6 separate regions of the Mus musculus genome follow, and all the other regions are linked to region 1. Evidence: chromatin loops called from intact Hi-C (ENCODE). Cell type or tissue: left cerebral cortex. All regions are shown on one strand.

Region 1 (5,000 bases):
TGGTTTTGGATGGGTAAGTGGCCATGTTCGTATCTGAAGGCTTTGAGAGACTCATGTTCTAGCCATGGAAACAAAGACCCTTAGCCCAAAAATCTGGCCATGTGTATCCATTTGTGATTTGAAAAGTTAGTCCCCGAGTCTGCTCATGGCAACTCTGAAGACTTCTACTGATGCTACAAAACAAACTTAAGAGCACTCACGTGGCCTGTGCTTCTTCTTCCGGCTTCTTGATTGTTTCTTTAACATTTTGCAGATCCTGCTTAATGTGAGTCTCCTAGCATGAGAGGATGGGGAAAAACGAAGTATTTCTTGATTCTTTTGCTTCTTTCCTATAAGAAAAAAATTGGGTTTTGTGGTTATTACTGAATATTAAAATGCTGAGTTGCTCCAAGAATCCACATGTGAGAGGTGACATGTCTGATGTGCCACCTCTGAGCCTACTGCATTTGAAACTGTTTTGACAGTTACCTTCCTATGTCCTCTCCTAGCAAAAAAAAGTCTGTATAAGAGAAGTCATAAGATAAAAAGGTTACAATTCTGCAGAGGCAGAGATTGTTAGGGATACTCAATTACTTCATGGGAACAAAGTTATTAATATAGCCACGCTAATTATTCATGTTAGTAACGTTTGATAAAATGTGTTTATTAAAAATATGCAAAACAGGAGGCAGAGGCAGGTGGGGCTACAGGCTTGGAAAATCAAATGCCAGCCTTGGTCTACAGAACACGCTTCAGGACATCTGGGGCCATAAATAAATAAATAAATAAATAAATAATAAATAATAAAATTTGTAAAACAGCTCTCATCCTAGTTCAGCGTCCATCATGTTTGAGGTCTTCATGACACATTGCAACTTAAGGCTAGAGTACTTTGCTATTCAGACCTGAATAATTTGAAAGGCAAAAATACTCTCTTAATGTGGACTTCTAGATGAGTTTAATTTATCCAAAACTATGAATTTAAAGGACTTTGCTGCTCACTGGAGCCATGTAGAAATTAAAAAAAAACAAAAACAAAATGTGCCTGAGCTCACCCCGATACTCATGATAAGCTGGTCTAGCATGCAGCCTCAAGGTGGATTCTTTTTTTTTTTTTTCCTTCTAACCTAGATGTGGAAGGTTGAGAACCACCGGCCTACAAGTCTCCCTTATCTAGAGCTTAGTTTTCCCAAGGGGCATTTTGGGTTTGGTTTGGTTTGGTTAGGCGTGGCTTTCCCAAGACAGTCTTGTTACGGCTGTTATGACCTACCCTGGGTGACCTTGAGCCTCTGGATCCAGACTGCCTCAGCCTCCTGGGGCAGGGCTCGCACAGTGGGGTTTTCACGATACCCTTTGAATTATTCAACAAATGATTTCACTTTACTCTCTGTAATGTTAATTTTACTGTAACTATAAAATTGAAAGTAGTTATTTTTTCAGAATTAAATGATCAAAAAAATGGGCGTAATAGTATTGAGTCACTTTTCCATCATAAAATGAAAAGGCCACTTTGACCATGCTAAGAATTGGTTTCTCAAAGCATGTTATGATCTACAAAGGTCTTTCTGCAAGGAATGTGTTATTTGATCAATACAAAACACCTGCATGTAACTGAATGCTCAAGGGAGTTGGAATTTTAACTGAACAGATAGTTCTTAAATGCAAATGGATAATCTGTGTGTTTAAAAACAGAACTGCCATATGACTCAGCTATCCCGTTCCATGTCCTAGCACAGAGATGGGCACACATCTGCACGTATCGCTGCTCTAGTCCCAAGAGCAAGGGAGGGACTCAGCCTCAACCTTTATCTGTGGATAGATGATGGATTGTGGGACATGGATACAGTTGAACCTTATTCTGCCATAAAGAGAAAAAGGAAGTGATAAGATTTGTAGGAAAATGAGTGAAAGTGGAAATAGTAGGTGGGGCCACTGGCTTGGGAAATCAAGTGTGACGAGACCTCTTCTGTGCAGATCCCAAGCTTTCAGCTTTTCTAAATGTGCATTCCATGTGGGAGAGGGGATGGAGAGGTGGCAGGAAACTAGAAAGGGGCCCGTAGAAGGCGGAGAGAGAGGCCGCACAGGAGGGAACTGGGAGAAAAACCACATGGGATGTGAAGGAGGAAATGATTGCACCCCATACGGACAGGGTGAGCAGTGGACAAGGCATGGGGGGGGGGGGCGGGTCACGGAGACGGGGAGAGAGGAGCACCTGAGTATTGAGGTTCAGCCAGAACTAGTTATGTGTGGAAACGGCACACAGGAACCTGTTACTGTGAATGGTGATTTAAAAATACAAATAAATATAAGAAAGTATATTTAAATTCATTTTCACTCTGACTTGAAATTAAGGAAGAAATTATGAAACAAAGTTCTTTTAAAAGTTGTCATCGCCTTGTGTGTGTGTGTATGTGCGTGTGTGTGAGTATGTGTGTGTGTATGAGAGTGTGAGTGTGTGTGTATGTGAGTATGTGTGTCCACGTACATGCATGGGGGGGCAGTGAGTATAGCACATGTGTCACAGTGCATACAGAGCTCAGAGGACAACTTGTAGGGTGTATATAGGTCTCAGGTATTGGGCACAGGTGTCTGTCAGGCTCCATGGCTAAGGACCTTTACCCACTGAGCCATCCCTTTGACCCAAAACACTTTTAATAATTTAAAAGTAATCAGTACTGCTACTGTTTGGTTTACGTATACGTGCATTTCTGCTTACAAGACAGAAAAGGTACAAAGTTAATTGACAGTTTTCAGGTGAGTTCTGGCAATCTAGCATTCTGATAACCTCATTCCTCTTTCCAGTTGTACTTGGGGCTCTTGGGCAGCTCCCATCTGCACCTGTCTCTGACAGCTCTGTGTGCTTTCTGCTCCTTTATCTCCAGGAGAAGAGGCCCATTAGGTCTAACCATCTCTTCTCTTGCCCAGGGATTCGCAGTACAGTAATGAAGCTAGCGTAATGGGTGTGAAAGGGCAGGAACTGAAAGATTGTACTGATATACTATGTCCAACAGAGAGCAGCAGAGAGCTGCAGAACTGGAAGCAGTCCAGGGCTTCTAGAGAATTGCAAGCAATTCACAAGTCAGAGACTCCTTGGCTGTAAGGTGGTGGAATAATAATAATAATTCAAGGGTCAAGTGGTACTCGCTTCTCTGGGACAGGGGGAGATTCCAGACACCCAATGAACAGTCAATATGGGTTTGATATTTTATAACCGCCGTTTGTTGTCTTTCTAACTCTACAATCAGGAAAAGTGAGAAAGGCGTGAACAGCAGGAGGACAATCCGGGCCTGGCTTCTGAGTCCACCCACATTCTGTCGCGTGCCCCGGGAGCTGAGAAGGGCAGAGAGCTATGGCAAGCCGGGGGTCTGCCTCCAGAGCTCAGCTCAGCTTCCGGCTCCTCAGAGGCCCCAACTCCTGACTCCTGCTACAGAGACTTTAGTGATGGCAGCGCCAAAACCACTATCTGGCCCTGGTCAGGGGAGGAGCCGCCAAACTCTGGACTGGACTGTGAATCCCATTTGAGCAGGGAGTGTCTCATTCCCTGTGGTATCTTAGAGCTTGATTCAGGACAGGAGGTTAGTAAGTGCTTGTTGATGGTAACATTTTATTGGCTCTAAATAGAATAGCTCACTTTGTCTTTGTTTAGTTTAAATGGTTTATTTTGGTTTTACTTTATGTGTGTGAGTGTTTGCCTGCATGTATGTATGTATGTGCACTACATGTTTTTGTTTTTCAACAGAGAATGTCTGTGAATCGGGTGTGGTGGCCTATATACCCAGCACTCAGGGAGTCTGGGCAGGAAGATTCTGAGTTCCCACCACACTAGACTCCACAGTAAGATTCCTATCTCAAAAACAAAGTCGCTAGTTTCTTTTTTGTAATCATGAGCAAAATTTAGTTCTCTTGAAAATCTTCTCAAGTGAAAGGAAGAAGTGATGAGCTGTTCGGACAAACTCGACCCAAAGTGAGAAGGGTGTTTGGTGGGAGGCCCAGCACCACAGAGCACTGCCCTTTTCCTTCCTCTGATGACCGGTTCCCGAGGACCCCCTTATTTTGATGTCACTAGCTACTAGAAGGCGGCTGAAGTGCTATCTTACCGAGCTTCTGGAGATCCTCTTTACTAAGGCTGGCCGGTGAGTCCTCTTCCATAAGACGACGCAGCCTTTCGAATCCCCCCACGAGCCAGGTGCTGATGGACTCAATTTTCTCATCCCTGTACTGCAGCTTCGCCACCAGAGACTTAATTTCTTGCATAGTGTCTTCTCCGGTGCCCACCAGTTCCTTAAAGGGACAGCATTTGGGGGTGTGCGGATACAAATTACAACGAAATGAATATCATTCTGAGTGGATTGTTTCCAGAGGTGATGCTATGTATGAAAAGTTGTCATTAGTTACACAAAGTAACTTTTAGAGACTAAGAAGAGGCAGGATTCAGAGCCAGCTACCTGACTCCTCTCCTACCTACAGGGAGGAGGGATGGAGAGGCAGAACAGCTGGTAAAATAGAGTGAGCCTAGAGTTCACAGCACAGTCTGAAAACCAGATGTGTTCTATGTGAGCTTGCAAAGACAAAGGAGGAAAGGAAAGAGAGGGAAGATGAAGAAGCAGGGAAGAAGGGTGGAGAGGGGACTGCCCACCCATCACACTGAGAGATACTGCAAGAAGATAGTTTCTGAAAGGATTAAGATCTCATGGTTAAGTTTGGCACAACGGCTATGACGGGACCACCACCCTACCATCCTTCTGCATTTTAACAATTCTGTCCATATGTACACGAATACATACCAGTTACACGCACAGGTGAACACCACACACACACACACACACACACACACTCACACACACACACACACACACACACATACTCACACACACACACACACTTTTAAATAGTAGATGAATTCTTTTTGAGACATGATATGCAAAACAATGCAGAAAGAGCCCTCACCTTAATTATGATCTGAAATCCTGACAGCAGATCTGAATAGTGTGCTGAAATATGCAAATGCAATAGTTAATAAA
Region 2 (5,000 bases), 180 kb after region 1:
CCCGTAGGTCCGGGGAAGTCTCTAGGTGGACTGACCCTGCTCTTCAGCTTCTGTGGCTATGCTTCTGGCTAACTGTTCTTGCTAACTGAAGTATGTCAACTCAGGATGGCGTTTTGGTGCCTAAAGGCACACCATGAGAAAGGGACTACGCTATGATAAGAACCTCTGAACATGAATCTTCACTTTAGAATCACTGCCCCCAAGAACAGCCAGACCTCTGTCAGATTCAAAGATCTACTGAAAGATTGAAAAAAAAAACTGCAAATGCCATGCGATGTTTAATGATTTTGATGTGGGCAGATTGCTCTTTCTGTCTTTGGGAGGATGAAATGAATGAGTATACAGGGTCCATCACCAGGGGAAGGGGAAACAGAAATGCTCAGAGTTTGAAACTTGCCAACACCAAAAGGCCTGTGCTCTTGAGGCTTTAGAAGCCCTGAGTTACTAGATCCTGAACACCAGCACACATCCCCACCTCACAGACTGGTTATGCAGTGGACGGAAAGCTGGCTTCTTAGTTTTAATTCAGTGTTGCCTGTGCAGACAGTAGAGATGTGATGGATGTTGGCGGTACAATCTAACTGCCAGCCACAGAGAGGCAAGAGGACTCAAGGGCACGCCAGTGGGGCAGCCAGAGAGACATCATGCTGGCCTTGTAGTTGGGGACCAGCAACACCATGGTCGGTAGGAGAGTCTGCCTCTCTGGAAAGTTGTGCCTCCAAAAAAGCACAGTATTTGATGCCAACCATGCACACTGGGCTGGGGGTAGAAAGAAATGGCTAATCAGAAAACCAGGCCCTTATTATGAATGTTCAGTGAGATGAAGTTTGTGCAGCTTTTATTGGCCAAACAAATAGTTTTCTGGTTCTATTGAGTAATATAAGACTGAAAGAAAACACTCTCTGTAGTCAAAAGAATAGGAGTGGCCTAAATCTCCTTGGTATCTGGAGTTACTGTGTTAAAAAAACACTCCTAAGAGCATACAATAAGAGGACATGCAATGCTTTTCCCTAGTCCCCAAACTCAATTTTACTTTTGCTTTCACACAGGTTACTGCAGGCTCCTGGCTTCAGGCTGGGGAGTATGAACAATCCAATACGAATGTGCAGCTTCCTCCATCCCTCCTCTCTGCCCCACTTTGTACCTGATCCCTGATGGCCTCTATGGAGGTTAAATGTTTAATTTCAGTTATACAAAGGTCTGTTGAGTTTCTCAAGCTATGCAGTAACTCCAAATGTACCACATAACAGGGAGAAGCCAGGTAGAAAACACATTTGCACCCCACCCCCCGCAGTAGTGTGTCATCATTTCAGCATCTGAAACTGGTACTCGGGCAATTGAAGCAACAATTATTTCTGTATTTGCCACCCCACCCCCAGTAAACCAAACAAATACTGTTATTACTTTTGGACAACCTAATCTCTTCCTTTGAAGTAAAGGGGAACGGGAAGAAGAACGGGATCAATATTCCACTAATAATCCCCCGGCCCCCAGATTTTGGAAGCTGTGGATAAATAAGTACAGAAAGATATGAATACAGATACGGCTCAGCTGTTGCAGTGTAAGTCAGCAACACAGAGAGGCCGGGGTAAGTGTGGCCTTCAGTGTGCCTGGAATGTTTTGTGACATCATTTTTAGCTGCATGTCTCTACCAATGTCTGGTTTCAAGGACTGGGTCTTAGTCACCTTAGGCTCCTCAGCTCCTACCCAGGAATTCCTATGTACTTGATTCAGGAATCCATGAGAGTGTGGGTATAGACACGTCTAATAACGTAAATAAAGATGAGCCTACATGACCTGCTTACAATTCTGATTGCTTGACTCTAGAACCTCCTACCACAACTACTGATAGAAATATTAGTCTTCTCATGATGTTCAGTGTTCAGATCAACTTGACTTCAAAGCTAGTAAAAGTAGGTCAAGAGAAATGAACCAGACTGCCTATACCTCTGGACTGGACTTAACTTCACACTGCCTATCACCACCTTGCTCTGAGTTATCTGGGTTCATTTGTGTGGATACATTAATCTCCTTCATGGATGGGATGTCAGGGCAGCAGACAGTCTTCCTGTTCTCCACTCCCTCCATTCCAATGTCTTCTAAAAAGCCCAGCATATACTCTGTTCTTAATAATCGTTTATTCAGTAACTTTACTGAGGTGGCAAATGTTCACCCACTGAGAGTCAGACTGCTATTTCAGATAAAGCAAAGGGACTTAGGAACACACTGACTGCTTAGTTACATCACACGCTTGCACGTGCTTCCCGAAGCTGAAGCACAAGTCTCCGGGAAAGGTGCATGGAGAGCCAAGAGAACATGATCCTTGGACAGCAGCCCCATGCGGTGATCAGTGGAAGAGTCGGCCCCATCAGTGTGCGAGGCTTGGGCTGCGTTCTACTGAGATGTTAAAAAGAAAGGGGACTTGCCGCACGGAAGCCAGATGGGCTTGAATGCCATGGAACTTACAGCAGATGGCACTCAAATATTAAGCTAACATTTGCCTATGCTCCAAGACGAGCCGTGTGAAGCTGGTTACATGATGTCTATTTAGAAACAAGCAGCAGATAGGAAAATAAATCTGGTATCGCTAAAGCTGTCTGCTAAAAGCAAACCTAGGCATTATCACCCAATGTACTTTTTGTACAAAGGAAATGTTGATATTCCTAAGGCTGAGTTAAGTCTAACGAAAACACCCAGAACAGGGCAGCAGGAGCCCACTCTCCCCGGAACCTGTTCAAAAAACAGGCTCGGTCTGATGAAGCCGTGAAAATCTGCTTCTGTGAATCCCATGGCAACAGTGGCAGTCCTCAGACAAACACTTTACAAACCAGATTTGTTTTTCTTCTTTCTAAATACCTTTGTGTGATATTTTTGGAAAATGTTGAAATACAACCGGCATTGCGTAAGGTGTAAACACACTGTTCCAAACGCTCCAGTTTTAGATCGGGTGTTTGTTAGTTTCTCACTAACCCACGGTGGTGACTCTGCTGGTAACCCTGCAGCATCCGGCTCTCTGGGGGATGCCCCAGAAAGTCTTGTCAGCTGAAAGTCAGACTCAATAACACTTACAAAGTGCAGTGGCTATCCAGTCAGAGGAGAAGATACTCTCGAGATTTATAAGCAGCGCAATGTCACAGCATATTGGCCATCCACTTTGCCTGGGTTCTTCAAGGCTTCCTCCCAGAGAAGAGGAGTCACGGAATAGTCTCTGATTTTCTCATTAAATCAGAAGTATAAAGACTATGAAATCTTGGTCACCAAAAAGTCAAGAGCAGAGCTAATAAGAGAGTCATACAACCATGTGAACAGTGAAGAATCTCATAATGATTCTCTATGTGTAAAAACTTTCCTGGTAAAAAATGTTTGTCATAGACAAAGGAGCCCTACCTAATAACCAACTAGCACACAGAGCGTTGCCCTGATTTCTGTCATCATTTAAGACACCTTTGCTCACATGCTAATTAAAATAGATCAACTGAAAGGGGGGAATTGGAAGAGTATTAGAGAAATATGACATATTTATTTAAAGTATCAATAGTTCTGAGGTTATGCAAGAAAAATGTTTCTGGTTTTGGATATGCACATTGAAACATTTCCATGATAGCAACTTTATTTTTAAAATACTTCCCCCAAAACCAATACAACCAACATGACAGGATCCTAGTGCTAAATTCTGCCAAGTTATAAATGAAAACTCATCCTGTTATTCTAATCTGTGAGTTGAAATTTTGCTTAGAGATCATTTTTAAATATCTCAATGTATAGATTATGGAGACTCATTCCAAATCATTAGTTAGAGTCAGGTATTTGAAGAGTCAGTCTTTACCTGCTACCAAAATATATATTGTTAATGGGCAGAAGTTCCTTGTCAATGCGTCTCAAATCCTGCCCATGGGCTTTAAAAAGGTGTGACGTGGGTAAAGAAGAAACAGCAAACAGTCAAGTCCTTCCAGTAGCACGCCTCCTTCCCACCGCTGAGACAAGAAGTTCTATGTGAAGCCTATTTCCTATTTGCTACATTGCACCATCCAAAGAGTGCATAGGCAAGCTTGTTTTCCATTTAAGATAACTGAAAGGGGTTTTTATGCAGACATTTTTTTATGAATGGAGTAACATTTTATGTGACAAACTCTCAAACCGTTGCTTATCTAGTCTAAAGGAGTCACCCCATATTTGTTATTGTGAAAACATTAAATCCTGCCTCACTGTTATTCAAATGTCTCGGAAATACCCGTTTACCAGAAGGTAGCAGTCCTGAAAAACAATGCAGACAAACCTTTATGTGGGAAGCTGCCTGATCTGAGGGTGATGTGCGGAGGGCAGCAACCTGGTATATGTCACACTGGATTCAAACAAGTCATTAAAGTCCTGTCTCTAAAGTTTCTACTGCCTTTTAGCTGTCTGGCTACAGCTGATAAAAACAGAGATTAGGGCTCAGGCTAAAGGTTAAGCCCAAGAAGGCAGCTGTGCCAGGTGGGCTTCACCAGATCCTGACAAAGTGGCTAATTCATACCTCTCATTGTTTGAGGGAATATGAATGATGAGGTTATCAAAGGGCAGGCTGCTGACTGGCAGGTGTGGGGCGTGGCTACCAAGGCAGAATTACATAGGCAGAGCATCAAGCCAGCCTCAGGAACACCTGGCCAGAAGGCTCATCCACCAAGGACAGCCCCCTTGCAGTCTCACATTCTCCTGGGTCCTTAAACAACCTGCAACCTGAGCATGTAGCATTTGAGGTAGTACAGAAAACACAGCCCAATTAAAAAATGGGAGTGTAATTGCTGCAATTTGTGATGTTCCAGTTCTATCAGCCTGACTACTTCAAAAGCATCACTCAGTTCATAATCTCATTACAATTGCAGAGAGGACAAAATATCTTTATCTTTATCATAGATAAGGCTTTGGAAGTTTTGGGCCAGTAAGTGATAGATGGGGATTCACACCCAAATCTGTCTTACTCTAGAACATCTATATCATTTGTCAAATCTCTATAATCACCT
Region 3 (5,000 bases), 130 kb after region 1:
TTCACACTCCTCGTGCCTCAGGCATTGAGCAGGGCTGATTTTTTTTTAATGGAGTAAGCAATAACTCATGAAAACCTGAGAAACAGAATAGACATGAAAACAAAGATATAGAGCAGCATTTTTTTTCAAACAATCTTATCCATTTAAAATGTTTATTTTTAAAATGGGTATTGTAGAAAGTTCATCTATGAAGCTTAAACTGAAACACAATTTCAAAGATTCTAAGTTTTTAATATTTATCATAATATTATTTATAATTTTAGGAATAGCTCATGCTGTAAAGAGATCTAAAGTTCATAATTCTTTTAGCCCCATGTTAGTTTCTCATGTCAAATCATTTTAAATTGCTCTTGAGCTGGGCGTGGCAGCACACACCTTTGATCCCAGCACTAAGGACAGGTCAATTTACGTGAGTTGGAGGCCATCTTGGTCTGAAAAGCAAGTTCCAGGACAGCCAGGGCTACACAGAGAAACCCTATCTCAGGGGTGGGGCGGAAGGAAAATATTTTTGAGACCTCCATATTTCAATTTATAAAAAGCCCCCTTTCCCCTGCATGCCTAGACTTTAGCTTCATTTTTATGATGTACATACCTGCAAGTATTTGCAGAGGCAGATAGACAAATATATTAGACAATATATAGCCAGTATCCACATTGATTAACTCTGGGTGGTAGAAACTGGGGTGATTTGTGGCTTTTATTGAAATCTTTTGACAAAAATAAAAAAATGCATAGTGTACCCGAATCTCTGTCAGAGAAGCAGAAAAAAAAAAACATTTCCATCTTAAACTCTGCCCTTCCAAAGGTCCTCTCGACAGCAATGAAGATGCTATAAAAAGAGAACACCCTGTTTTCAGTGGATCCCACTGCCTGAACAATACACATTTAAGATATTCTGTGTACCTAGAGTCTTCTGTCACTTGGGAAAGTCCCAGTGCCCCAACCGAGCAGGTTCCCATGGGATCTCATTAGAATCTGCACCAGGGAGGAGTTTGTTGTATAATGCTATGCTGTAATATTTGGCATATTCTAATGATGAGTCTAAATAAAAAGCTGTCTTTAATAAAAGGTGAGACTGTCTCCTATTTATATGTGTGCACAGGTGAGCATGCATGTGTGTACTGGTGTGGGGGCTGGAGAACAGTCTCTGGCCTCGTGCCCTAGGAGCCATCCATCTCATTTTTTGAGACAAGGTTTTTCACTGGGAACTGAGGTTCACTGAGTAGGTTAGTCTGGCTGGCCAGGAATCTCTGGGGACCCACTGTCTTTACCTCCCCAATGCTAGGGTTACAAGCTGACACGGAGCTTCTTAACATAGATTCTGGAGATCTTTCTTGCTAATTTCATGCTTCTGCAACAAGTATCTTATCGACTGGGCCATCTCTCCAGCCTTCAGATGCTGAAATTGACTACTTCTTTCAGTCTCTGTGGCTAAAATATGTGTATTTACCAGTATCATGGGATGCTTGGGTCTTTAGTAAATGTTTCAGCTAGTAACATTTAGATTAGACAATCCTAAAGCATTTCCATAGAGCACTGTAGGCCACCACAGAGTATACGCCATTTTGAAAGATAGCTAGATAACATCATTGAAAGGTTGCGTGCTGGCGGAGACAACACACACAAAGGAGTTGAGCTTTAGCACCTAAGCACATAACAGATCGCCAAGACACCACAGCACTACAGATGCTGCCCATTACAGTTTTTTGAACATGGTAGAAAGGGGAGGTGGGCAGGGGTCTTCAGAGTATAGACAGATTCCCACGGGTGGGGGTTGCTCATGAATCTTCATCTCTGTGGCACGGGACCATTTGGATTTAAGTTGTGTGGTTAAATATTAATATAAGGCAAATTACCGGTCCTCTCAGTCTTAAGCCTGGAATTCCCTGCCCAATACAGTGAGAGGAATGTCACGAAGGCTTAGGAACCAGCAGCACAGTCACTGACAAGTGGCTAATATTGAGAAGACTTTAGGACGGCCAGTCTGTGATGGTGGGGATGGGGACAATGATATAAGTGGGGTGTGGGCCTTGCATGGCTGCTGGATGTCGTTCTGTCTGTGAAGAAGGGCCTATGTGAACATATCTCAGAGAGGTGGGTGGGATCTCACCTCCTGTCACTCAGCATTCATGAGGGAGGTGAGGGGATGCCGGTCCGAGAGCCCCCTTTAACTAATGAATTTACCGCTTCTCACAGATCCTGGGCATGTTTGATTTACCTTCTTAGAGTCTCCCACCATCCAGGAGTTGAATGGAAATTTGAGAGGATACTTGGCAAAATGGAAACTTGTGAATATGAGGGCTATTCACCATCATTCAGACAACTTGTCTTTCGATAAATCACAGAGGAAAGCACGGCCTACCTCAGAGGCAGATGGCGGAACAGTAGGAAGCAGGGCTCCGGCTGTCACCAGCTGTGCACCTGACAGAAGCCTCATCTATCACCCCCGAGATGAAATGTGAAAACAAGCCCTCACACCCAGGGTTTGAGACGATCGGACCAAATTAGTAAAAGGGCCTCATAAATATTAAGACCGTTGTAAACTATAAGATTATCTCCGTTAGGACAGGGGACCTAAATCCTGTAAATTTTAGAGTTGTTTGTTTGTTTGTCTGTTTGTTTGTTTTGAGATAGGGTCTCGTGGGCTAGCCTTGTCCTCTCTGTGTGAGCCTGGCTTCCTTGAACCCCTGTTCTATAACCTAATGCTGGGATGACAGGTGTGTATGGCAATGTCTGACTTAGCCTCTTTCTGTTACCGTTGGTTTTGTGTTGTTGTTGTTTGTGATGCCGTGCTGCTCTACAGTCCAAGGTGAGCTTTGGACTATCTTCATGCTTCTATCTCTTGACTGCGGGTATTATAGGTGTGAGCTGCCACGCATTGCTGTCTTTCACTGCAATCATATATGTCGTGCGCACACACAGACAGACAGACACATACACCCTAAACCCATGCACTCTAGTTTTATAATACATTTCAGTGAAGTAATTCAGTGATGTAATTTATAGATGAAAACTGCAATGATAGAGAGGCAGCCTCAAATCCATGTGTTTCCTACCCAGGCAAAGCTTCTGTACACTTCCAGAGGGCATCTTCAGCAGTGTCTACTGACTTCTACCCATACTGGCCTCCTAGGTCACACCTATGCCATCCGTACACCGAGTTTTGCTGGCCTAAAAGTTGGGCACACTAAGAATTCATAGACACCAGTGGCTTCAACCCCAGATACGTATTAAACTCATCCAAGATCACAAGCTCTAGGGGTGGGGCCCAGCATCCTTTGTGTTTCTTAAAGCATTCTAAGTGACTCTCAGGTATAGCTGGGGATTAGAACAATTTGCTTTAAACATAGGGAACTGGAGTGAAGGTGATGTGTTTAGAATCTACTGTAGTTTTAGTCTATGATGGAAGTTCCCACAGGGGAGGACAACAAAGGAGTAATTCATTCTCGCCACCACGGCTATCTGGTGTCACTGAACTCTCTAGTTAGCTAGTGGCCAATTTTCAAGTAAATGGCATTGTTCTATTTGAGGAAAGGAAATCAATGAATCTAATGACAATCAAAGGTCACTGGGAATAAGACCCTTTGGTAACTCTGAATCAATCTCCACAGGTAGCTACATGGTTGGAAAGGAACACAATTGCCTTCAGAGGGTAAGTGATTGCGTTTTATGCTAATTCCTGATTATTAAAAAAATTCATTTCAAAATTTAAAGTAAGCCAATGCCAAACCCTTAGCACTGTGATGCTACAAATAAAACACACAAGCTGCTATCTTTCCAAGTCTGTGTCTGTTCAAAATAGAAGACACTCAGAAACAAACCCCGATCACCAGTCTTCATAGCCATCTGAACGTGGCATTCTTATGAAGGCACAGTTGTAGAGTGTGTGCATCCAACTGATGGGTCTAGGCACACGCACCCAGAAGGAGGAGATACAAAGCACTTTACAGCCACCCGCGTCTGTGCAGCCTGTGCCATTCCATGTAGCTGTCATCGTTTCCCGAAATTACACTCCGTGGCTGCGTATTTCTTATTTATTGGCATTTAAATTGATGGCCTACCTATTTACTTTTGACAGTCATGTTTCTAATAGGCCCACATGATTTAAAGTAGACTACTGTATTTTATGCCATTGACATCCAGTTCAACAAACAAGGGCCAAAGCCAAGCGTGCTTTTAATTCTGAGATTTCTGTTTTTATCTTTTCTTAAGAAAATAAAATAAAATAAAAGTCCTTCACAATCATTAAAGATGAAAAGAACATTTTTTTTTTCTGGCTAGAAGATGATGACGATGAAGAAGAGAGAAACTAAGAAAAAAAGAAAAAGATAAAAAGAGTCACCACGTAGTGCTCTTGGTCCCCAAGGATGCTGCAAACCCCTGCAGGTTCCATCAATGTGCCTTCTTCAGAACCGTATTTGTTAAATATCAAGACATTGGATCTGCCCAACCCCGGACTTTACCTCATACAATTCATTCTTGCAAATTCTCCCTTCCTCCTCCTCCTCATGCAAGGTGAGCAAGGTGAGGGATAAAACCTTAATGTAACAAAGGAGAGCCGGATGTGTGGGATATGAGGCTGAATAAAAATGGCTGAAAAGCAAGCGAGGCTGGAGGGCGGCCACACCCAGTGCTAATATGGACCGTTTCTAAACAGATCTGTTAGACCCGAGGGCAGCCGCCACGGCTTTGTTTCTCCCCTCCATTTATTTCACTGAAAGCCATTGTTAATAAATAAATGATCTAGATTATTCCAATGACAGTCACAATAACAAGACTATTTCAAAGCGAACCACCCTAATAAGTGGCTACGCCATCATAGTCTCAGGATTTAGAGAGCTGGTCTGCATTTCCAGTTTCCTTTGTGTAATCACAAATAACAAGCCTGAAATGGGTGTGTCCCTCTCTCCTAAGGATGCCCTCTCAGTTAATGGCTCTGATCTCAACCTTTGGGCAGAAATAAATGCACTGGGATGCAGAAAAAAAAATAAGGAAGCACT
Region 4 (5,000 bases), 330 kb after region 1:
TTAGTTAAGCTAAAAGGGAAAGGGAATGGAAAGAAAACCCATGATAAAATCAAGCACCACTGTTTTGAAAGACTGCAAGGATGGGCTTTTATTTCATTAAATGTCCCGCCTAGCTGGAAGGTTCTTAATGACAATCTGGAACACAGAGTCATTCGAAACAAGGGCTGCAGACAAATTATATAACCACTAGAGCTGAAGGAAAGAACGTACCAGGGAAGGGACGCCCCAAAGCTAAGCACATGCAATCTCAGGCACAGCGATCTCATGTCTCTCACCTTCCCTTCTTCCTTCTGCTCTGGACTCAAGCGAGAGCCTGCAGCACTGGGACAGAGTGGGAGCCACACTTAATGGTTAATCCCTTTGAAAGAGCTGGATATGGGAAAGATATTAGTAATTTCTCTTAAATAACTCCTATACAGGTATTGTTTTTAATTGAACTAACTTTCATTTGTAAACAGGTCTCTGTCATAAAGAAAACTGTCATTGTCTCATGCACACACTTGCTACCATTGTACCCTGTACACACTTGCTGTCATTGTACCCTGTACACAGTTGCTGCCATTGTACCATGTACACTTACTGCTTTCCAAACGTGAGACTTCTAGAGACCTGAGAGCAGATTGAAATAGATTTACATTATGGTTCATAACAGTAGCAAAATTACAGTTATGAAGTAGCAGCGAAAATAATTTTATGGTTGGGGGCCACCATAACACAAGGAACTGTATGGAAGGGCTTAAGAAGGTTGAGAACCACGAGTTTAAAGGCTGCTGATAAGCATGATGAGCCCCTAGTTGAGTCACTGGTGGCGAGAGCACAGACAGGTGGCTTAATCAGCTGAGAAAGAAAGTAGGAGTGGCAGTGAACACAGTGGCCAGAGAACACTCAGGGATCAGAGTGAGGCTGTCATGCATGCCTCCCACCAGGAATGAAAGTCTGTCCAGTTAAGAAATAAAATAAAGGGCCTGGAGGTGCCACTCAGTCCCTAGGGCTGTTTTGACAATTACTGTGCTGTACTTCTGAGATGGAGCTATTGCTGACTAAGAAGAAAAGGGTAGCACCTGAGCCCAACACGTCCCTGTTAGGCATGGTTTCTGGTTATGGTTAGTCTTCTACTTGTCCACAACTGTGATGTAATAGGAGCCATTTGATTGGCAGACACGGAGAGTTAGGTAAAATCAATCTAGACTAATGTAGAAGACAGTTCAAATCCCCTTTGCCTGTTTCATAAAAGAATAGCACACATACCAAAGCACATATGTTATCTACAAAGTCTTAATGAAAATATGGTGTTTGTGGAAAGAGAAACTCTGAAAGACATGATCGGAGCCCTCATCAGAGCCCAGCAGTGGTCTGCTTTGTTGCCCTGGATGCTGGTCTTCTGGAACTCCACACTCTCTGTCTCTCCTAAACCCCATCAGGAGAGTCTAGTGTGGTAAGCCTTGCCATTTCTGGGCCTACCTCTGGCCTCGCTATAACCACTCCAAGCCTCTCCCATGCAAGATCTTAGGTTGGTAGAAACCCAGATGGGCCCTTAACTAGTTACTTTTCTCATTGCCATGAAACATACCCGACAAACAAACTTAGAAAAGAAGCCCTGATTAGGGAAAGCTGGCTGGTCAAATTAGATCCACAGTCAAACAGAAAGCTGTCCTCATCTAACTTGGTCTGGGACTCCCCAGTCCCAAAAAAAAAAAAAAAAAAAAAAAGGATTTCCCATATTCCAGGTGGTCTTCCCTTCCCATGAAATCTTTTTGGACACTGGTTCATAGATATGCCCAGAAGTGTGTTTCCATAGCGATCCAAAACCTAGTCAAGTTTAGCAGTAGTTACCTCTGGTGCAAGGTCGAACAGTCTTCTGAGGGGGAAGTGAGGATGATTACAGGAAAGACAGAAAAGAAGAAGCAGAGACCAAATTCCTGTCAATACTGTGGCAGTCTCAGGTTTTTCTTAGGCCTTATATACTTTATAGTATCGTGGGAAACAAAGCCAGAAGCTAACAGAAATAATTTGCTCTCCCAAATGCCTCTGTTCCTTCCACCAAGGTCAACAGAATCTTCAGCCCCTCACCTTGAGCCTCACACGAACCTCCTCTTATCACTCCATGGCTCAGCAGTCAGGAAATCTGTCAACCTGCCTTGACACTTGTGTCTCTGTCTCTGTGTCTGTCTCTTTGTCTCTGTCTCTGTCTGTCTGTCTCTTTGTCTCTGTCTCTCTCTGTCTGTCTCTGTCTCTGTCTGTCTCTCTCCCCCACTTTAGAGAGGCAGCAAAACAGCTCCTGACAACCTCCTCCCATTTACCTATTTACTTTGGACAGGGACATAGCCCAGTCTGGACCCCATACAAGGACACTGGCAGAGGGAACTCACTTGAACTGTTTCCCACACACCATGATTATTCCCAGAAGGAAGAGCCTCCATTTCTTTTGCTCAAAGATGTTGTCCCTACGTTATGTTTCCCCAAGATAGCCTTTCTTGCTCGATAAATTAATTAATTAAAAGCTCTACGGGATACGGGCTTCCCAACAGTCCCTGCAGTAAATCTCTAGGCTTGCTACTAACAGCAGAAATGTATCTCCCCCACCCCACCCCACCCCCACTTCTGGAATCCAGAAGTCCCAAGTCAAGTGTTAGCAGTATCATGCTCCCTCTGGTGGCTCTTGGTGACTTCAGTCTTTTCCCTGCCTTCTGCAGGTAAATGGCCATCTGGTCACCCTTGACTTGTGACTGTCCCCTCCAATCCCTGATTTTTGACCTTTCTTCCTTCTGCCTGCTGCCCAAGGCCTTTTTTTTCTAGACACCAGTCATTCGATTCAGACAGGACCCATACTAATGTAATATTGTATTGTTTCCAACTGGTTCATGTTTAATCATCTTATTTCCATGGTGATGTATGCCTAGAATTTGGGAAGCCAGAGTCAGAAGGATTGCCCAAGTCCAAGGCCAGCTTCATCTACATGATGTCTGAATTTACTAAGCCATGTTTATATAGGAAGAATTTGCCTTTTAAAAAAAGTTTTCCATATAAAATAACATTCTGAGGTTCCATTCTGAATTTTGGGGGGAGACACTATTCAGCTCAATATAGAGAACAATGCTTTTCAGGAAACATTTGCCCCTGTTTATGCTCTCCCCGATGGACTCATGCAATTCCATCTTCCTTTCCTCAACCAGTGTCTTAGTCAGGGTTCCCTAAAGAAACGTACAAGCAGACAGAGACAGAGACAGAGACAGAGGCAGAGGCACAGGCACAGGCACAGGCACAGGTACAGGGAGACACACACATACACACACACTGGCAACAAGATAAACTTAAACTTGCCAGAAAAATTGAAGATGAACAGGCAAAACGCAAAAGCTTCCTTCTTCCTTTTATCTATCTGCCACCAGGAGGGGCTGCACACATTTAGGATGATGGCTCTCCCCTCTTCAAAAAAATGAGATCACAACTAGCCCTCATAGAAGTGTTTTGGTTCCTTTCAGATCCAGCCACATTGTCAACCAAATCAACCATCCTCTCTAGCACAATGAGCATGGTGCTGTCCCTAGACTGTCGACTATCTGCTCAGCCTGAGTCTAGAAGCTGGTAAAAGAGAATCAGTTGCAGAAAACAAATATTTGGAAAGGAAGTCATTCCCCTCAACAGAAGAGCAGTTCCAAGAGGGAAGAGAACTGTGTGGTTCACTGATGTGTGCTCTGACTCAAAGACAACAAAGGCAGGATAGCAAGTGTTCTTCAGCAGACAGATCAAGTACTCTGGGAACGACTCTGAATTCAAGTCTTTGAAATCGTTAGTCTTGGTTAAAACCATAAAATCACCATTGTTCCACATTCTGTGCTGCTGAGATCTGATATAAAACGTTGCCAAAGCTCCTGCAAATACTGCAGTAGTGTTTCTGTGGTGTAACTCCTGAACGCTGCCATTGTAATGGGTAAGGAAACGGATGTGGCTGTGTTCCAATGAAAACCCACTCTACAAAACCATGGAGCAAGCTGGACTTGGACCAACGCCATCTTTTGCCAACTCTTTCTCTAAACAAATGCTATCCCGTACAAGTCCTTTTCTCTTCTCTCTTTGCCATCATCCTTTACTGTCCCCGGCCACCAGAACATCAGGAAGAATGTCACTTTTTCTTGTCAAGGATGTATGGAGACTACACCTGCATCTGCATGGAGAATACAGTTTGGTATTTGTTGACCGGGGGGGGGGGGGGGCGGGGGATTAGCCCACATGATCTGTAGAGTATGTGCCTCTGAAAATGCATGGAGCCTGAACAAAGCAATGCAGAAGATATGTGAAGGAAGAGGCAGCCATAGGACCACACACTGAAGACTGACAGGGCCACAGTGTGCAACTCCTTCCTGAGAGAAATACACATATACACTCTACTCTATGAAAGCTACAGTGGGGTCATTACCCAGCAAAGCTGGGCCACCCAGAATTCTGGGGGCCTAACTTTTGCTCCAGTGTGTCTAGAAGACAGGACAATAAGCCAAAGATTTAATCTTGTACCTGAAAGTTTAATGTTTTCCTTGTTTAGTCTTGGGTACAAATGGTGCTTATGAATTATTCTTCTTTCCTATGCCTCCCTCTCAGAATGGAAAGAAGGTTTTCCTGTGCCTGTCCCCATTGTTTTATTTGAGAATCAAATTGCTTGACTTATTTTACAGATCTACAGCCAACCAGGAATTTGCCTTGAGATTCGCTTATGTTTGTTTTCCATGATATGAAGACCCTTGACCTTGGCTCTGAGGTGATGCTTGAGTTTGGGACTGTCGGTATGGAGGTCCATTCGTGAAAATGAAACCATGGAGAGAACTAGGGGTGGGATGTAATGGCCAGAATGTTTGTGTCTCCCCGAGTTCTTATGCTGGAATTCTAACTCCATGGCAATTAAGAGGAAGGGCTTTGGGGAGGTTAGATCATGAGGAAAGAACACTCATAAATGAGATTACTGCTCGGAAAGGATGGCCAGTGGAGTTCAGTTAATCCTTGCCCTG
Region 5 (5,000 bases), 120 kb after region 1:
AGGGCGAAAGGCTCCTTTCTCCGGTCTCAAGGGCCCCCGGCAAAGCGACACTGGAGAGAAAATCCTTCCCTATCAACTGGCTTGCACCATCACTGTGGTCCCTCAATGGCTCCAACACAAAGTTGCCAGCAGACACCTATCGGTTTGACAAAGTGTGAGTCCCTGCCTCTTAGGACACTTCTCTGATATAAGAAGCAGAGAGAGGAGAAGCTCAAAAGCATGTCTGGGGAGGAGATAACATTTTTTTTATTTCCCTTTTAAAAATAGGATCAGGGCCCCAAGTCTATGCCAGAAGTTCTTGCTGTGCTAAAGCCTCTTTCTACCCAGTCACTTGTCACACTGATAACTAGAAATTAATTTATTTGGACCAACTAGAAATTAATTTATTTGGACCATTGGTTTTTTTTTCCGCCTCAAAAATCTATATATCACCATTGTGTTCATTTTTTTAAAAAAAAATGCCAGGATGCCAAAACCAAAGACTGCATGGAAAGATTTGCTTTCCTTTTTTTTTTTTTTTATTTTTTTTTAAGATTTGCTTTCCTTAACAATGTGGAAGGGAACACAGGCACACACAGAGCTTGCACGATCCAACTAAAGAAATTTCCCTTCGGAAGAGTGCCAACGTGCAATGTTTCTAGGTGCAGAAGACCTCTGGGAAGAAATGCTCTGTGAAGTCCTGCAGCCCTGAGGACAGGTGACAGAGGAGGGAAAAGGCAAGATCTCCACATGGCTGGGCTCCTCTTGGCAGGCCTGGAGGCAATAAGGCCAAGGAGGCCTTGGTGGAGTCTAAACCAGCCAGGCTGAAGGCCTGAGAGTGTGAGGAGCCTCCAACAGCTCTCTTCATTAAGCTAATGCCTCACTGAGGGAGAACCAAACACCAGGCTTTGTGCTGGGAGACAGAGCCATGAGAATACCTGAAGGATGAAAATGGAGATCTTACAGCTACAAAGGAATGGATGTAATTTCTTTAAGGGCAGGCAGCATAGTATCATGGGCGGGTGATACAGATGCCTTGTAAGGAAGCCCGAGTTCTCCTGGAGGACAGGGAAAGGCCTGGGGATGGTGGTTCACACAACCCTGTGACTAGCAAAGAGGCGTGGGAAGCCCTGCAAGGAGCTTTCAGGCTGGAAAGAGATAGCATTTGCCATTTCAACTCGAATCCCCACTGAACAAGTCGCTAAAGACCTGTTAATATAGGTTTCCCCCTAAAATAGCCTTCTACATCTCTGGCTACCTGTTCAAAAGAGCTGAGAACAGTTGGCACCCAGTCTGGGGCAGGCTTGGAGGGATCTGTAGGCAGAGAGGTTAAATGAGTTCACGTGTTTGGTGATCAATCTAAGATTACAAGAAGTTTCTACTTAGGCAATCACCAGAAGTCTTGTAAAGGATGAGCTGTGGGCTTGGAGTGCTTTGTGTCAATATTATCCACGTAGATACTAAAATATTCACAGCACTCTCATGTCTTATTTCATTTAAGCCTTACAATAAGCTCCATTAGACAAGTAGCACACTGAAGAAGCTAAAAGTTAACATGTTTTCTCACTATGTAATAAAGTAGCTATTTAAACTGGTTGTCTTTTTTTTCTTTTAGTAAAATCAAGTCCTTATCATATTTCTTGATCACTGGCTTTCTAATAAGCATAGGAATCAAGCAATTACAAAATGTTCTTTCTGTATTTTTAAGGATGTGAAGGTCTAGCTGGGAAGACCGGACAGTCCACTGAACAAACCCTAACACAAGGTCAGTCTGTCTGTATTGCAGGAGGAGCTACGAGTCCGAGGTTGTTAGTCCTGGAGTGGATGGAGGAAGAAGTGGGAGTGCTTGGTAAACTTGGGGCACGTGCTTGGGGGGGTGCATAAAGGGAACATTATGCAGGATTAGTTTGATGAACAGAATAGACTATTGGCACATGAGTGCATCCAGAACAGAACAAAACAATTGAAGGCCTGGAAGTGGGAATCTCTGGGAAATAGGAGGCTAACGAACCCAACGGGATGAAGCAATATGGCAGAAGTAGGGCTACAACAAGAGTCCTGGGGGCTAGAAGAGGTAGACACAGCAGTGTAGATTTCAGTGTCTGTGAAGACAGAAGCTTCTGGGCATTCCATGGGAAACAGTGCGGATCCATCAAGGCAAGTGAGGACTGGGAAGGAGCCTCTGGGTCTGGTGGCTAGAAGGGTCATGCGGTACTGTGTAGGGGACTGTGCTGGAAGCTAGAGGTGGGGCAGAGCAGTACGGGGCCTAGAGAAATGGAAATCCAGAGGACCAGAGAGCATGGCCTTCCAAGCAGCGGTAACTGTGTGCTCTGCTCAGCCTTCTGGTGGAGAAAAATCTGGGACTGGAGAGAAAACGGATGGGTGAAGATTTCTGAAAAGAAAAGACAGGTGGTTGAGCAAGGACTCGGGGAAGACAGGATGAATCAGTCATCACCGTTCTTCCCAAGAAAAGAGGAAAGGGACGCGAGACTTTCGGAAAAGCAGCAGAAGATTTAAATATCACATGTGACTGACGTGATATTTCTGTTGGATGGTCCTGCTATACAACAAGGGTTCCAAAAGGGATGAATAAAAGGATCAACAAAGGGTCGAGGGCCTTTGATTAAAGGCAAGGGCTCGGTTGATGCAGGCAGCAGAGTTCCATCTGGGGTTCTATGGTCAGTAGCTTTAGGGCTGACCTGAGGCTTGTCAACTGTCTGTCACACAGCATACATCAAGGAGACTTAAATTTGAGGGGTCAGAACTGAACATGGCAATACCTGGGACCAGGGTTTACAGCTGGAGGCGTGGACAGGGAGAACGGCAATGGCCACAGTGCAGGCCAATGGTTCCCCGTTCCAAGGATGGCGTGGGATGGGTGGGAGGCTACGAAGCTGTGCTCTCAGAAGAGAATGTCTGTTCTCTGCATTCCAAATGTCAACTTTGCAGATTCGAATTTTGATGGGAATGGTGTGAATCTCTTAGCAAGCTTTACGGTATCTGCTATGGTTTTAATATAGCGTATCCCCTCTTCCCCCGAAATTCACTTTAGAACTGAATCCCTGTTGTGAAGTTTAAGAGGGTGAAAAACTTAATCCAACTAAGGGATTTAGAAGTGGAGGCATAGAGAAGGGATTAGGACTAAACTAACTAAGTCCTCAGCGGGGAGCCTGCGTGGACTGAGCCCTGGTGGCTTTATGAGACAGGAGTCCAGGACACATATGTATCAGTATGTTCCCTGTCTTTTGTCACCTGACACCCTGTAGCACCTCAGGGCTCTGCCAGCAAGCAGGCCATTGCTAGGTCAGGAGCTTGATCAACTGTGGACCTGCTGAATTGTATGCCCACACAAGCTTCTCTTTACAAGTTACCAAGACCATGCTACGGTGTCATGAAAAGCAAAGTGTAATATGCCCACAGTGGGTCCATGCCCACAGTGGGTCCACATTAGTCAACCCTTGATTAAATTCCCTAGTAATCCTACAACCGCAGTGACCTCAAGTGCCTTGGAGACAGCAAAGTGGAGATAGTTTCCCTCTTTTGATATTCTCGTGCAGAAAGTCGATGGGGAAGCTAAACAGTGGAGCACACATTCACGGAGCATGCTCACAAGGACAGGTACATGGCTGCGTCACTTTGACAATTCCAATAATTACAGCTACTTTGCTGAAAGCCAGGAGGCAACAAACCGGATCTGTAAGGCCTCAGTAGGTTCTATTTTCAGTTTGATAAAGGGCTTGGTGATCGCATCTTATGCCTCACACCACAGGTATGAGTGCACAGCCGTCGTGGACTTAGAACCAATGCTGTCAAAGATGAAATAAGAGATCTGAAGACTCTCAGAATCAAACCAGTGTGCCAATACCTTCCAGAATCTCACAAAAACCAAACCAAACCAAACCAAACCAAACCAAACCAAACCAAACCAAACCAAACCAGAAAACACAATGAGAGTAGTGTTCCATGTTTAGAATTATGGAAAATTAAACTCTGTCAACTTTCTTGAGAGGAAGTCCTTTACTGTGATCTAAATACTTTCAGTTTGGAAATCTTTTAGATGCATACAGTTATATGACCCCAATAGTGGCTGTGGTATTCAGAAAGTTTATTAAAAATGTATAAGCAAAGAAGACAGTAGTGCAACTGTCCATATTTTATTTATAAAGCAGAATGTGGCGTAAGTAAATATAAAATGGCAATAAATTAAACAATCGACTGCGCCATTGATCCATTTCTCTTTTTCTTTATCTGTAGCCAAGGCTGACCTCGAACTCACTATGTAGGCAAGGCTGGTCTTGGATACCTTCTCCTTCTACCTCTGCCTCCCAATGCATACACTATTATGTCCAGCTACCACCCTAGTCCAGAAAAGATCATAGGTGCCATTGAATCACAAGTTAATGCTATTTTATATAAGGCCAAATAGGAAAATGTTAAAAGTAATTGTTGTAGAAATATCAGTATTGCAAACAGAGAATCGCTAACAAATAATCTGATATTGATGGGTACCATCAACCTCATGAGAACTGACAGAAGGCTCTACAAGCCCAGGGTCCCCAGCCAGTGTCCAAAGAAATGACGGGAAAGTCGGTGTCTGACTGATGTTCCCGAGGCCAGCAATATATCACTGAGTGCTGGCACAAAGACACTAAAGTAACTTGCTCCCCTTAGTCCCCCATTGCACATTAAACAAGAGAATTGTAATAGAGGGTGGCTGAGCTCTTAACACCTTAAACTCAGACGTTCAGAGGTGATGCTTTTTAGTGGAACAAATGGTGAATTCCACTTACGAAGACAGAGTCTCCCACACAGTGAGACTTCAAAGCATTAGTCCAGGAGCCCCGAGCCCAGCTGGGCATCTGCTGGCAGAACTCCTGGTACCCTTTCTTCATACCACCTAAACACAGCCAAGCTAGCTGTCAAGAAAAAAATGCCAACACTATTTCTAGATGTTTCAGTAACCCTGTGGATGATTTCAAAGGGAAGGTGTGGGAAACTCGGCATTTCCTACACACCGTGAA
Region 6 (5,000 bases), 110 kb after region 1:
GGAACCCTACCCCCACTCCCTCAAAAGTGCAAATAATTTTTTTACAAGAGGTCTATCACAGGGAAATTTAGCATGGTGGGTACAGGAACTCTGTGGACTTTGACCCAGTGCCCTATTTATTCTGTTCTGTACACAGCAGGATCTCAAAGGGTACTTGTCAACGGGAAGAGTTCGTGATGCCTGCAATGGTTTTATGCCAGTATTTTATAAGATGATAAATGTTTACATAAGGACTCATACCACTTTTAGAAACTGCAAAATATCCACGCTGATCCATCAGAGTACAATATGAAATAGCCTTTCTGTGGTGATTTCTAGTATTAACACAATGAAGCTGTAACCCAGGCTGGGGCTGGACCCTGCGGTTCTGGAGATGGGAGCACGTTGAACACTTGACCTCAGTCCTTGTGGCTCCTCCTCAAGTGACTTCCTCTTTAAGACTTTTCTGTTTTTTTCATTTTCCAGTAAGATCATTAAAGACAGAGAGAAATGTCTACATTTAGTCACATTTATTGATGCATTCAGTATCAAGTACATAAGTGCAAATATCCAGAGTCTGTGATTGAGTCCATTAGGAACTACAGAGGAAGTAATACAAATTGTAATAAAGTCAACATGCTGGCACCTTTAGTTACCATACATGTAAATCAGCCCAGGCATCCCATAGGAGAAAAGTACTGTGCGTTCATTTTGGATTTATTCTTTAATTCGATCATTCTAAGTTATACAAAATGGATCACCATATGTACGGTCAACTGTTTTATATTAATTTTTATGTTCTCTGTGTGTGGGGAAATGCTAAAACATTGGCCTACAATTCTATATAGTGTTATTAGAGATGAATCCATCCAGCAACCCAAGGACATGATAAGCGATCCACTATGTGTCAGCGCACTTGGCAAGAAAGGCCTAGCCACAGGGACAGTAGAAGCTACAGAAGCGTTGCAGAGGGGAGGACATCGAGGGAGGAGGGAGAACGTGGGCTCTCACCATCATGCACTTTTTTTCTTTTCTTTTCTTTTTTTTTTTTTAGCAACACGAAATCAAAAACCACATCTAACACACTCTATACTTTAGTGCTTGACACGGGGGTGGGGAGGGGGCGGCTCATATATCCTAAGAGTACAGGAAGAGCCTCAAAACACCTGTCTCAAAGTTTGCCTCTAAGATTATGGTACCAGGAAAGGGAAACAATCAATTTGCAGTAACGAGGAAGGAGAGAGCTGTTACCACTCCAGACACCCCCACTCATGTCCGGCTTCTCCTGGGGTGACCATCTACTCAGCGTGCCTCTTGGCGCCGGGGATTTTAGCCTGGATCCTACAAAGGTAAAAGTCAAAGGGTTACATTGCAAATGGTACCCATGAAACCACTTTGCGTGGTCATAATGTGGCTTTACTGACTTGAGTAGTTAAACAGCAGGAGTATCCTAGAAACACTTATAAAGCAATGAGAAGGAACAGAACGTTGAATGGGGCCCAGACAAGAGAGCTGCATTCTCTAGCTCAGCTTTTTGGTAGATGGGATGGCCAAAGTGGCTTCTTTCACAGCTACAGAGATTGTGATAGTCACCACTGGCTACTTAGTCCTGGGCACTTCTGAAAGAGGGTGCAATGGCTATACCAGGAGTCAAAATTAAACTGAGGTGTGTCCTGGCAGAGGAATTTCTTCACCTAATACCCCTCCTATCACAAAATATCCAGCAGTGGTACTAAGCCTGGGTCCTAGTTCCAGATACTGCTATTCATTCATCGAATGAACCTCTCTCACAGCTTAGAAGGTCTTGTGCGAGTGTGCGTCTGTGTCTGTGTGCACAGGTATATATGTGAGTGGGGATGTGTGCGTGTGTGCTGAGACAAGAGGCCAATTTCTGGTGACGTTCTTGAGTTGCTTTCCACCTTGTCTTTTGAGACCAGATCTGTCGCTGGCCTGAGGTGTGCTGGGTTGGCTGGGTTGGCTGTTGAATCCCAAGAATGGGCCTGGCTTTGCCACGCTGGCACCAGGATTCTAAGTGCTCACCACAGTGCCTGGTTTATTTTAACATGGTTCTTACTCCTGGGCAGCCAAAGATGTCCTGACTGAGATCCCTCTCTAGAAAATCATCTTGAACATGTGGGGGACCAGATATTGTCAAGGCTCCTAACATTCTGTACTGCAGCCATTGTCCTGGGGTATCTGCTATCATTTTAGGATTCTAGGAGCTTTTGTTTATTGATCTGGAGCCTTAATAGTTCAGCTTGCAGACTAGGATTGTCACCTCCCTATGCACTAGGCAACCTTCAACGTTCTAGAATTTAGAGAGACCAGGGACTTCTGCAGAGTTTTCCTCCTCATAGGGATGGGAGAGAGTGAAGTAAACAAGGGGACAGGATGTTCAGATGGTGACAAATGCTATAAAACAATACAAGGCAACGGGATAGGAAGGGAGGGGGAGTGGTGGGGAAGTGGGTGGAGCCCACTTTAGAAATAATGAGCTAAGAAACAGATGCCTAAAACACAGGCAGGAGCCAGCCGACAGAGATCTGGAGGCTTCAGGCGGAGAAGGCAGAGTACAGAGGCCTGGAAGGAGCTTAGACGTTGAAGGGGCAGGTCTGAAAAGCTCCTGCCTCCAGCTTCCTGCCCAACGGTGTTAGAACTTAGGGAGTATGGCAAAGGGTTTAAATTCTATTCTGGGTGACAGGAAGCCATTGATAAAGCAGGGAACGGGATGATGCAGCCTGATTCGTTTTCTTTAAAGAATCACGATGATCCCAGTGTGGAAAACAAAGAGGGAGATGGGAGCAGAAGCGATCCTGGCCGGAGAACAAGCTACAGAAGTAAGGTGTCAGATGGTGACGGGCAGGACCACGTGGTAGACACGAAACAGCCAGGTGAATGGTCTTGAGATCTCAGTTGGAGAAGGGGCTGGAGGTAGACCCCTTGCCTTGCAGCCAGAGTAATGGGTAGCATGATAAATAGGCATTTATCAAGATGTCGAGGACAGATGGCAACCAGACTCTGAGATCTAACAGCACGATACTTGGCCATGTGGGTCTGAAATGTCTATGGGGCATGCAAGGGAGAGCCATCTGATAATCGGGAAGTAAAGATGAGTCTTGGCACAGGAGGGCAGGGGGGAAGACACAAGTGTGGAACCCTTGATCTGGAGGCAACATTTGAGGTTGGTGGAAGATCCTAAGAAATTTTTCTTAGACTCTAGTGCTGGGCAACACAGGCTACTGATGAACTCTGGTTTTTTATAACTTACCCAGTTTCTCTTTTTGCTTTGGCTACCAGGAAATGCAGCCAACCTGATTTAATTTCTATTATAGGAGCCCTGTTCTCATGAGTGACATGTTGTTTTCAAAGCTTTGATTCTCAACTATAATCTAACAATTAGACTATATATGGATGCATATGTATATTTATTTTGCATTGTGATAGCCTCTGAGTTGACAGGCACGCTTTTAGACTCTCCCCTCCAAATCTCTCAGGAGACTGTCACTAAACCATTTCCACACAGTGCAATCACAATGACATCAGCTCCCTGGTTGGAAACACCAGGGGCCATCCCGTGAGTGCTCGTCTCCTGGCATCAGCCTTGCCATCTGTATTCTTGCCTCCCATTTGGGCTGCAGGACAGTGGCTAGCGCACTTCCTGAACAGGATAATTTTTGTGCCTTTCTATGTGCTTAGGTCATTTTCTCCTCTTGCAGTGTCTTTCTCCCTATTACCCTCTACATGAATGCTTATCCCTGCTTCAGGGCCTGTGCCAAATGGCGCCCTACCTACGGGCTTTCCAGGATCCACTCTCAGAGCTGCTGCTTCCTCAGTGCTCCAACTCTAGAATTACATACAGCTCTCTTGTAGCATCCACATCACCTCATGGATATTCCTTTATAATTTATACCAACAGGCTGAGGACTCCTGTTGCGTTGGACTCAACCATCTTCTTCATGCCTTCTCCCTTCACCATAGCAACACAGGTAATAGTCTCTAGAACTAAGTGTCCAGCCCTCACCCTACCCCCACCCTCACTCATAAGATTTCTTCAAGATTATCTAACTGAATATTGTATAATTTCAGCCCAAAACTTCTAGTTCCAGCTGCCAAATTCCCATTCAGGTTTTCTGGAGCTATAATTTTTAAACATAGTTCTAGTTTCCCAAGAGTTACCTGGGGGCTTCATTGAAATGTAAATTATAGGTCATCAACTCTAGAAATTCTAATGCTATAAGCTTGTTTTGGATCTCTCCAGTCTTTTGCCTTTGAATTGACTCTTGACTTTAGTACCAGCACTTTCTGTTCTATGCCATTCTGCCATTTCTGTACATTGAACAACGACTGTTTCATTCTTCATCTACTTATCTTCATTACGTTGGAGACACAGGGGTCTGAGAGGATGTTTTGGGGCATTATAAAATGAGCTGAGAATTGCCACATCTCCAAACTGAGAATGGAACCCCACAGAGTTCTCTCTCTCTCTCTCTCTCCCTCTCTCTCTCTCTCTCTCTCTCTCTCTGTGTGTGTGTGTGTGTGTGTGTGTGTGTGTGTGTTGGGTCGGGGCTCAGGGAAAGTCAAAATGTTCTGTGCATGGAGAGAGGATGGCAGCTGCAGGCCTGGGCTATCAGGGCAGAAGGACGCAGAAATAACGGCTCTTCCTACAGTTTTGTTATCATACGTCGTTGACTGAGGCGCCTAATTCTGACCGCCACCTGGGCTCTGCTACATAATTATCTGATTACTAAATGGAGTTAATGTTGATGGAGTCTGATCCTTTCGAGAAGTGAGTCTGTCTGAAGGACAACCCAACATTTAGGTTAAACGATCTTAACAATGAAACACATCTGTCATGGCAGGCAGCAACAAGCCTTAAAACATGAAGGAGAGAGCTGTGGAAATCACTGGGCTAAGTGACCATGTTAGCTGTGGGCATGGAAACCTAACACTTGCATCTCTAAGTATCTTACAGGCAGCTCTGTAAAGCAGGGACCGTTAGAGGCAGAAGGGTTAAAAACAGC

Evidence for each region. Peaks named below come from ENCODE experiments on the same cell type or tissue, not always from the same donor. Only the 100,000 strongest peaks of a DNase experiment are listed, where the experiment ranks them.
Region 2: a loop joins it to region 1, with 3 times the contacts of the local background. A loop is called at or near these places in 3 of 42 quality-filtered maps.
Region 3: a loop joins it to region 1, with 2.7 times the contacts of the local background. A loop is called at or near these places in 21 of 42 quality-filtered maps.
Region 4: it touches region 1 in a loop (5-fold over the local background); 28 of 42 quality-filtered maps call a loop at or near these places.
Region 5: a loop joins it to region 1, with 2.8 times the contacts of the local background. A loop is called at or near these places in 10 of 42 quality-filtered maps.
Region 6: it touches region 1 in a loop (2.4-fold over the local background); 5 of 42 quality-filtered maps call a loop at or near these places.

What each region holds. Positions count from the first base shown.
Region 1 is chr12:72,101,728-72,106,727 of GRCm38, forward strand. It overlaps Ccdc175 (coiled-coil domain containing 175), which reads right to left. Exons shown (of 21, transcript NM_028687.1): 18 at 4,927-4,970; 19 at 4,077-4,260; 20 at 201-329. Among named protein-coding and RNA genes, the nearest start is that of Jkamp, 18 kb to the left of the region's middle. In left cerebral cortex, a CTCF peak has its summit at 2,982; a DNase peak (open chromatin) is centred at 3,009.
Region 2 is chr12:72,283,168-72,288,167 of GRCm38, forward strand. All of the region lies in intron 3 of Rtn1 (reticulon 1), which reads right to left. It overlaps Gm52013 (a long non-coding RNA gene), which reads left to right. Exons shown (of 3, transcript XR_003950281.1): 3 at 1-258. Among named protein-coding and RNA genes, the nearest start is that of Gm52013, 26 kb to the left of the region's middle. In left cerebral cortex, a CTCF peak has its summit at 2,384; DNase peaks (open chromatin) are centred at 1,570, 2,440 and 3,951; H3K4me3 peaks cover 922 bases; H3K27ac peaks cover 1,561 bases.
Region 3 is chr12:72,231,198-72,236,197 of GRCm38, forward strand. All of the region lies in intron 3 of Rtn1 (reticulon 1), which reads right to left. Among named protein-coding and RNA genes, the nearest start is that of Gm52013, 26 kb to the right of the region's middle. In left cerebral cortex, no CTCF peak of the experiment used is centred here; DNase peaks (open chromatin) are centred at 3,110, 3,956 and 4,599; H3K4me3 peaks cover 3,937 bases; H3K27ac peaks cover 3,390 bases.
Region 4 is chr12:72,429,754-72,434,753 of GRCm38, forward strand. Gm33487 (a long non-coding RNA gene) reads right to left here and starts at 2,565. Exons shown (of 3, transcript XR_381676.2): 1 at 1-2,565. It also overlaps a transcript of Lrrc9 not described here. In left cerebral cortex, a CTCF peak has its summit at 2,666 (motif pointing left); DNase peaks (open chromatin) are centred at 2,654 and 3,991.
Region 5 is chr12:72,224,809-72,229,808 of GRCm38, forward strand. The region is part of intron 3 of Rtn1 (reticulon 1); the gene reads right to left. Among named protein-coding and RNA genes, the nearest start is that of Gm52013, 33 kb to the right of the region's middle. In left cerebral cortex, no CTCF peak of the experiment used is centred here; DNase peaks (open chromatin) are centred at 2,417, 2,875 and 4,951; H3K27ac peaks cover 1,130 bases.
Region 6 is chr12:72,211,258-72,216,257 of GRCm38, forward strand. Rtn1 (reticulon 1) reads right to left here. Exons shown (of 9, transcript NM_153457.7): 9 at 492-1,320. The coding sequence ends at 1,278. Among named protein-coding and RNA genes, the nearest start is that of Ccdc175, 29 kb to the left of the region's middle. In left cerebral cortex, no CTCF peak of the experiment used is centred here; a DNase peak (open chromatin) is centred at 2,478; H3K27ac peaks cover 814 bases.